Linked DNA regions of Mus musculus: region 2 is linked to region 1. A link is a contact called in ENCODE Hi-C data. All regions are on one chromosome and are shown on one strand. The core of a region is the stretch at or near the end of the contact, and the rest is flanking DNA. Distances in the headings are between cores, read along the strand shown. Region 1 holds the start of Ftl1 (ferritin light polypeptide 1). Region 2 overlaps Slco3a1 (solute carrier organic anion transporter family, member 3a1).

The links. Hi-C counts contacts between places; a loop is a spot of excess contacts on that map.
Region 2: a loop to region 1 is called in a map of regulatory T cell, with 79 times the contacts of the local background. The contact joins the enhancer-like site here to the promoter of Ftl1 in region 1. A Hi-C loop is called at or near these places in 3 of 37 maps with a recorded cell type or tissue (T-helper 17 cell and regulatory T cell).

What each region holds. Positions count from the first base shown.
Region 1 is chr7:45,458,419-45,461,334 of GRCm38, forward strand. It overlaps Ftl1 (ferritin light polypeptide 1), which reads right to left and starts at 1,468. Exons shown (of 4, transcript NM_010240.2): 1 at 1,112-1,468; 2 at 666-812; 3 at 117-242. The coding sequence starts at 1,213.
Region 2 is chr7:74,407,320-74,410,235 of GRCm38, forward strand. All of the region lies in intron 2 of Slco3a1 (solute carrier organic anion transporter family, member 3a1), which reads right to left. Among named protein-coding and RNA genes, the nearest start is that of Slco3a1, 150 kb to the right of the region's middle. Within about 2 kb of position 1,417, at least 1 of the 3 ENCODE cell types and tissues checked has a DNase peak (open chromatin) inside an H3K27ac peak, as active enhancers do.

The DNA.
Region 1 (2,916 bases), core at 218-2,717:
GCTTCTGCAATCTGCACTCGGGAGGCAGGAGGATTAAATTATTGGGAGCTGAAAGCCAACACACAACAGTCTAGGTTTTGTCAGAGAAGGGAAGAAATGATTAGCAAGGTACTTACATGAGGGTCCGCGCGGGCAGAACCCAGGGCATGCAGATCCAAGAGGGCCTGATTCAGGTTCTTCTCCATGGCCAAGGCAGCTTCCATGGCCTCCTGGGTTTTACCCCATTCATCTTGAGATGGCTTCTGCACACAAGAATATCAAGCCTAGATTACATCCTTCACCCAGCCAATATAAAACTGACTGCACAGGAAAAGTGGGCACAGTGGGGAAAAATAATGGGATACTGTCTTTAATCCCACCACTGAGAGACTGGGCGAGAAGACAGGAGGATCTCTTGATAGGAGGCAACCTGGTCTACATTGTGATTTCCATGCTAGCTAGAGAGACACCGCCTCTCCCCAGCCCAGCAGTCCTCATCTGTATTCTGTAATTACCCCCATTTTCCAGTTTCTGACATCCTGGTGGGTTTAGTTGCTCTACATACTCCTATTGTCTACACTAGTCCTGCCACCACTCCCTTCCAAGACGTCTATCCGGATGCCCAAACTATGGGGATGGCAAGTAAACGCACATGCTCGGTAGTGCCCAATACCCCCGCTTCTTACCTGCACATCCTGGAAGAGTGCACGGCCCCCGCGATCGTTCTGAAACTCGAGGAGACGCTCCGCGCCCTCGCGCTTCTCCTCGGCCAATTCGCGGAAGAAGTGGCCTACGCCCTCCAGAGCCACGTCATCCCGATCAAAAAAGAAGCCCTGCGGGAGGTTACAAATACGAGTTAACGGAACGCGGTGGCTCGGCTCACACTGTAAACTTCAATCGCAACACTCAAGAGGTAGAGGCAGTACGTGTGAGATTTCGAGGGCAGCCCGGTCTGCCCAGCGAGTTCCAGTCAGACAAAACTACTATGTACACAGCGCGCAGGGAGAGGGAGAGGTCGGAGCACAGTCTCTGCCCTGCATGGAACAAAGAAGGCCCGCGCATGCGCAGGAGGGTGGGTGTGATGGACCCCCCCCCCCCCCCCCCGTTCAGAAGGCAACCCCGAGCTGCTCACCAGAGAGAGGTAGGTGTAGGAGGCCCGCAGGTGCAAGTTGACCAGGCGGTTCACGGCAGCTTCCACCTCGGTGGAATAATTCTGACGAATCTGAGAGGTCATGGCTGATCCGGAGTAGGAGCTAACCGCGAAGAGACGGTGCAGACTGGTCCTAGGAGCTGAAGGCAGCGAGGAGATGGTCCCGGAGGCTGCGACTGGAGAGACTTGTAAAGGCGGCTGGAAGCGAGTACAGTGGGAATCCCCGGGTCTGTTCCGTTCAAACACTGTTGAAGCAAGACACAGATCCACGGGACCTCCAAGGCGCTGCTCTAAGTCCCGGGCAAGGAGCGCTCCTTTTATAGCATGTTGACCCTCCGGAGGGAGGGGTGCCCCAGGCCCGAGACTAACCAATCGGCGGTGGCGTGAGGCGGAGACGGAAAAGTATACTTGACCAATCCGGAGCTGAGGGGAACCTCGCTCCCCACCCACCCAGTCCCATGAGATGAAGTCACGGGACTGGAGCGCGAGGCCTTGTGAAATGGAGGCTTGGGGGAGGGGCGGTGGTCCGGATCCGGAGGCGCAACCTGGAGGGGTCGCAGGGTTCTGGGCTCCGGGTCACTGAGACCCTGGGGAGGGGATGACTTCGAGGTCCTTTTCTGGGTGTCTCACAAAAGAGAATTTTGGGGCCTGAGAACATGGATCTGGGGATGGGCTGAGTGTGGGGTAATGTCTGTAAATGCAAAGGGAACCTCCATATGTCCAATTGCACACAATGAAGGGATATGTCACGTCATGAGGAAGTCTGGTATTCCAAAGATTCTAGAGATCTCCTTGAGGGAATGGAAGGGATGCCCAGAAGTATAGGGTTTTAGGTTCACCATAGGAACTAAGATTGTTTGCTTGTTTTTCTGTTTTCTGTAACCCAGGAGGTCGTGAAGCCCTTTGAGGGCTTGGAGTGGGCAGAGAGCCTTGGGTTACCGTGTGTGCACCTCCCTCGGGTGCTCTGGAAGGTGACATGTGGAGGCCCAGACAGGACTTTGGAGTTCTGGTCAGCCTGTCTGTCTGGGTCTGTGTCAGTGAACCTGTCTTTCTAGAAACAGACACGCATGATGGCGCTTGGAGAATTGCTGGGCTCCTTCCTGGAGTTTGGTCCAGAAGCCTCCTTGCAGGTTGCTCTTTTGGAATCAAAAGGCCCGAGAGTTAGGGAGAGCAAGAACTCAGGACCCAGAAACAGACAGTCAGTCTTACGCAGAACAGTTGGGGCATGCAAGGCCCAACTGGACTTTTGAGGACAGGACGGGCTCATACCAGGGTCTAATCTCAGAAGCCTGGGAAGAGAGCAAAGGGAAACGAGCCCAATCATGAAAAGGGGCTAAAGGAAGAAACAGTAAGATGGGTCAAGGGAGCCACGCGGAGCAGGAAGAATGTGCTGCTGAGGCCCTTAGTGGAAGGGGTAGCAAGGCCAGTTCTGCTGAGTCACGCTGAGCTCAGCTAGGCAGTGGGGCGGGCGGCAGGCCACACCCGGGCTGACAGCCAGAAGTCCCCCGGCTAAGGGGCTTGTGGTCTGTTTTCCCTGTGTGGTCAGGCAGCTGTACGGCTCTGGAGTGGCTAGCCTACACGTATCTTTCTCCTGACTTGACGTCTGCGGTGGTCTGTTGATTTGGGGGTCAGAGTTACTCATTAACCACAGTGCTCCAGAACCTGACCTCTGGCCTTCAACCCGACAGGCCTGGACAAGGCTGTAAAGGTGGAAAAAGATAAAACCCGGAAGCCACAGGGGACAAGGAAAGGAGAGAGGTACACAAATTTGAGTGGCAGAATCTCAG
Region 2 (2,916 bases), core at 167-2,666, about 29 Mb after region 1:
ACACACAAACACACACACACAAACACACACACATAGACACACACACAGATACACAAGCAGGGTTGGGTGAGAAAGAGAGAGAAGAATGAAGGGAGAAAGAGGGGAGGGAAGAAGAAAGAGGAGAGAATGGAGAGAAGGAAGTAGGGAAAGGAAGAAAGGGATGGGTCACCAAAGGGAAGGAGGGAGGGAGAGAGAAGCTTGACCAGACAAGCTTGTGTTCTATGACTAGTCATTGCCAGCCCTTCCTAACAGTTCCTTAGGCAGACTTGGATGCTTGGTCTCTCTCCATTTACCACATTGAATAAACCAGAACACACCTGAGTGGATGATTGCATGCTGACAGAGAATGGGCTGGAGTCCAAGCACAGAGGAACTGGAATCCAGGAAGGATGGAGAAGTTCTTCTGAATTCTAAAGTCTCCCTTGTATCCTCTATGATGGGAACAGGGGCAGCCTACAGGGGAATACTAACAAATCTATACATTTCTGACATTAGTCCAATGGTCTGCATTAAATTTTAAGGCTGTTATGGGCACAGTGGGGAACCAGTTTGGCCAAACTACAAATAAATCCATTTTTCTTTACCAATTCCTGCTTCCTAATCTCTTTTAGAATACAAGAGAACTAAGAGCTTGCTGACAGGAGCCTGATATAGCTGTCTCCTGAGAGTCTCTACCAGTGTCTGCCAAATACAGTAGTGGATGCTCACAGCTATCCATTGGACAGAGCACAAGGTCCCCAGTGAAGGAGCTAGAGAAAGGACCCAAGACCAGTACCCAAGCAGTACCCCCAGAGCTTCCAGGGAATAAATCACCAACCAAAGAAAACACATGGTGGGACTCATGGCTCTAGCTGCATATGTAGCAGAGGATTGCCTAGTTGGTCATCAATGAGAGGAGAGGCCTTTGATCCTGTGAAGGTGCTATGCCCCAGTATAGGGGAATGCCAGGGCCAGGAAGCAGGAGTGGGTGGGTTGGTGAGCAGGGGGAGGGGGGAGGAGATAGGGGGTTTTAGGAGGGGAAACCAGGAAGGGGGGTAGCATTTGAAATGTATATAAAGAAAATATCTAATAAAAATAAAGAATTTAAAAAAAAAGAGAGAGAAAGAAGAGGGCTCTTCCCTCTGGGATACATCTGTATATCCTCTGCTCCAGGCCCTCAGGATAGCTCCTGCGGGCTCATGAATGGATCCCACCCACCCATCCCCCAACCCCCTCTCTTCAGGGACAGGGCAGTCTCAGATCAGAGTCATCCCTTCACTTCGCACCTGGCTCCCTCCCAGCTCCTTCTGTATGAAGCTGAGATTACCCAGTCAATAAAGCTCTGTGTGGCTTGCTTCTCCCTCCCTCCCTGCCTCTGTTTCTCAGTGTGGGTCTTTTCCTGTTCTCCAGCAAAGCAGGCTGCCATTCCTGTCAGCTCTGGACCACGCTGACCTGCCAGGAATACTCTCTGCCAAGGAACTTCATGACTAATCACCCACTCCCTGGAAGTCTGCGTTGGTCTAGTCAGCAGGTGGCATCGGGTCAGAGCACAGCTTGTGCAAGTCAGTCTAACTGAGACCCGCCCTCATGTAGGAAGTCGGTAGCTCTCCCAGCATGGCCCTTCTCTCCTCTATTTCCATTCAGCTATCGCCCATTCTGTGTAGAATTATTCTCTACTGCCTGCCTTCCCCAAGATTTTGAGATCTGAGAGGGGAAGGAAAATTGTCTGTTTTGTTCACAGCGCAGTCTTTACCTCTCAGAACAGTGCACGGCATCGAGTGGAGGTTCTGGCTAAGCCAGTGTACTCCAACCCCAGCAGGTGCAGCTCCATTCTGCTCCATCCTTTGATCAGGCTCTCGGTGTCTAATCTCCCTGCAGGTTTTCATTCTGCATGCCCACCTACCTGCACAGGCTAGAGTGGCCTGTTACTTTTCCACTTACAGCGTAGGAAGGAAAAGGAGAATAAAGCGGGAATATGGATGCGAAACACAGCTTTTTTTTTCCCCCTAAGGGGAAGAAGAGAATTTATTCTAAGCCAAAACTATGAATGGCCATGTCTGAGGAGCAGGAATTCAGGTTGCCTGGCATGATATGATCCACTAGGAAATGGCTATGTGAACACTTTATAGTCCTAGAACACTAGGGAGTTGTGAAGGAGTCAACGTATTTGACAAATACACTGGTGCACAGTGACCAGGCAGACCTGCTGTAGGTGGCTGGTGTTATCTGATGATATTCTTAGCTTTGGGGGTTGGTGAAAGTTTGTGGTTTGCTAAGTTAGGATGCTCTAATGATTTTCCCTGATAGAAGGATGTTTGGTTGGACCGGTGACTATTGAGGAGACCAAAAATAGCACAAGATAATTTTAGCTCTGGACTTGCAATGTTTTTCCTCTCTAGAATCACCAAGTTTAATCACTCAGCTAACTACCTAAGTCTTAGTTTGGGACTTCTTAGGAAACTTCAGTTGACAGGTGTTGCCAGGGATATGGAGTTGGGCGAAATGAGGTGGGGGCAGGGACACTTCAGAGAGAAGAAAAGCAGGAAGAAATAGGTGTGGATTTTAACACTTAAAAGGTCTTGGAAAACATGTTCAAATATCCTTCAACCAATTGATTCCTTGTAATTATCACTGGTTGATCTGGGTCCAATGTCCTGATCCATAAAACAGAACACTTAGAATACAGGATGCCCTACCTATATGGGGGGTTTTTGATTCATTTGCTTCTTATCTGTGAGAGTCTTTGACAAACCCTGAAAGTCTAGGGCTTTATTAGATTATAAGGCAAATATAAGATTATGAGAGTTAATACACACTTTGATCTATCTGCTATGTTCTGGCTTGACCCTGACACCACCTGCTGAGTATACTAATAGAGTCTTCTTCCTCCAACACCTGAAAACTTGACTTTCAAACAAAGCTGTTTTTGTTTTCTTA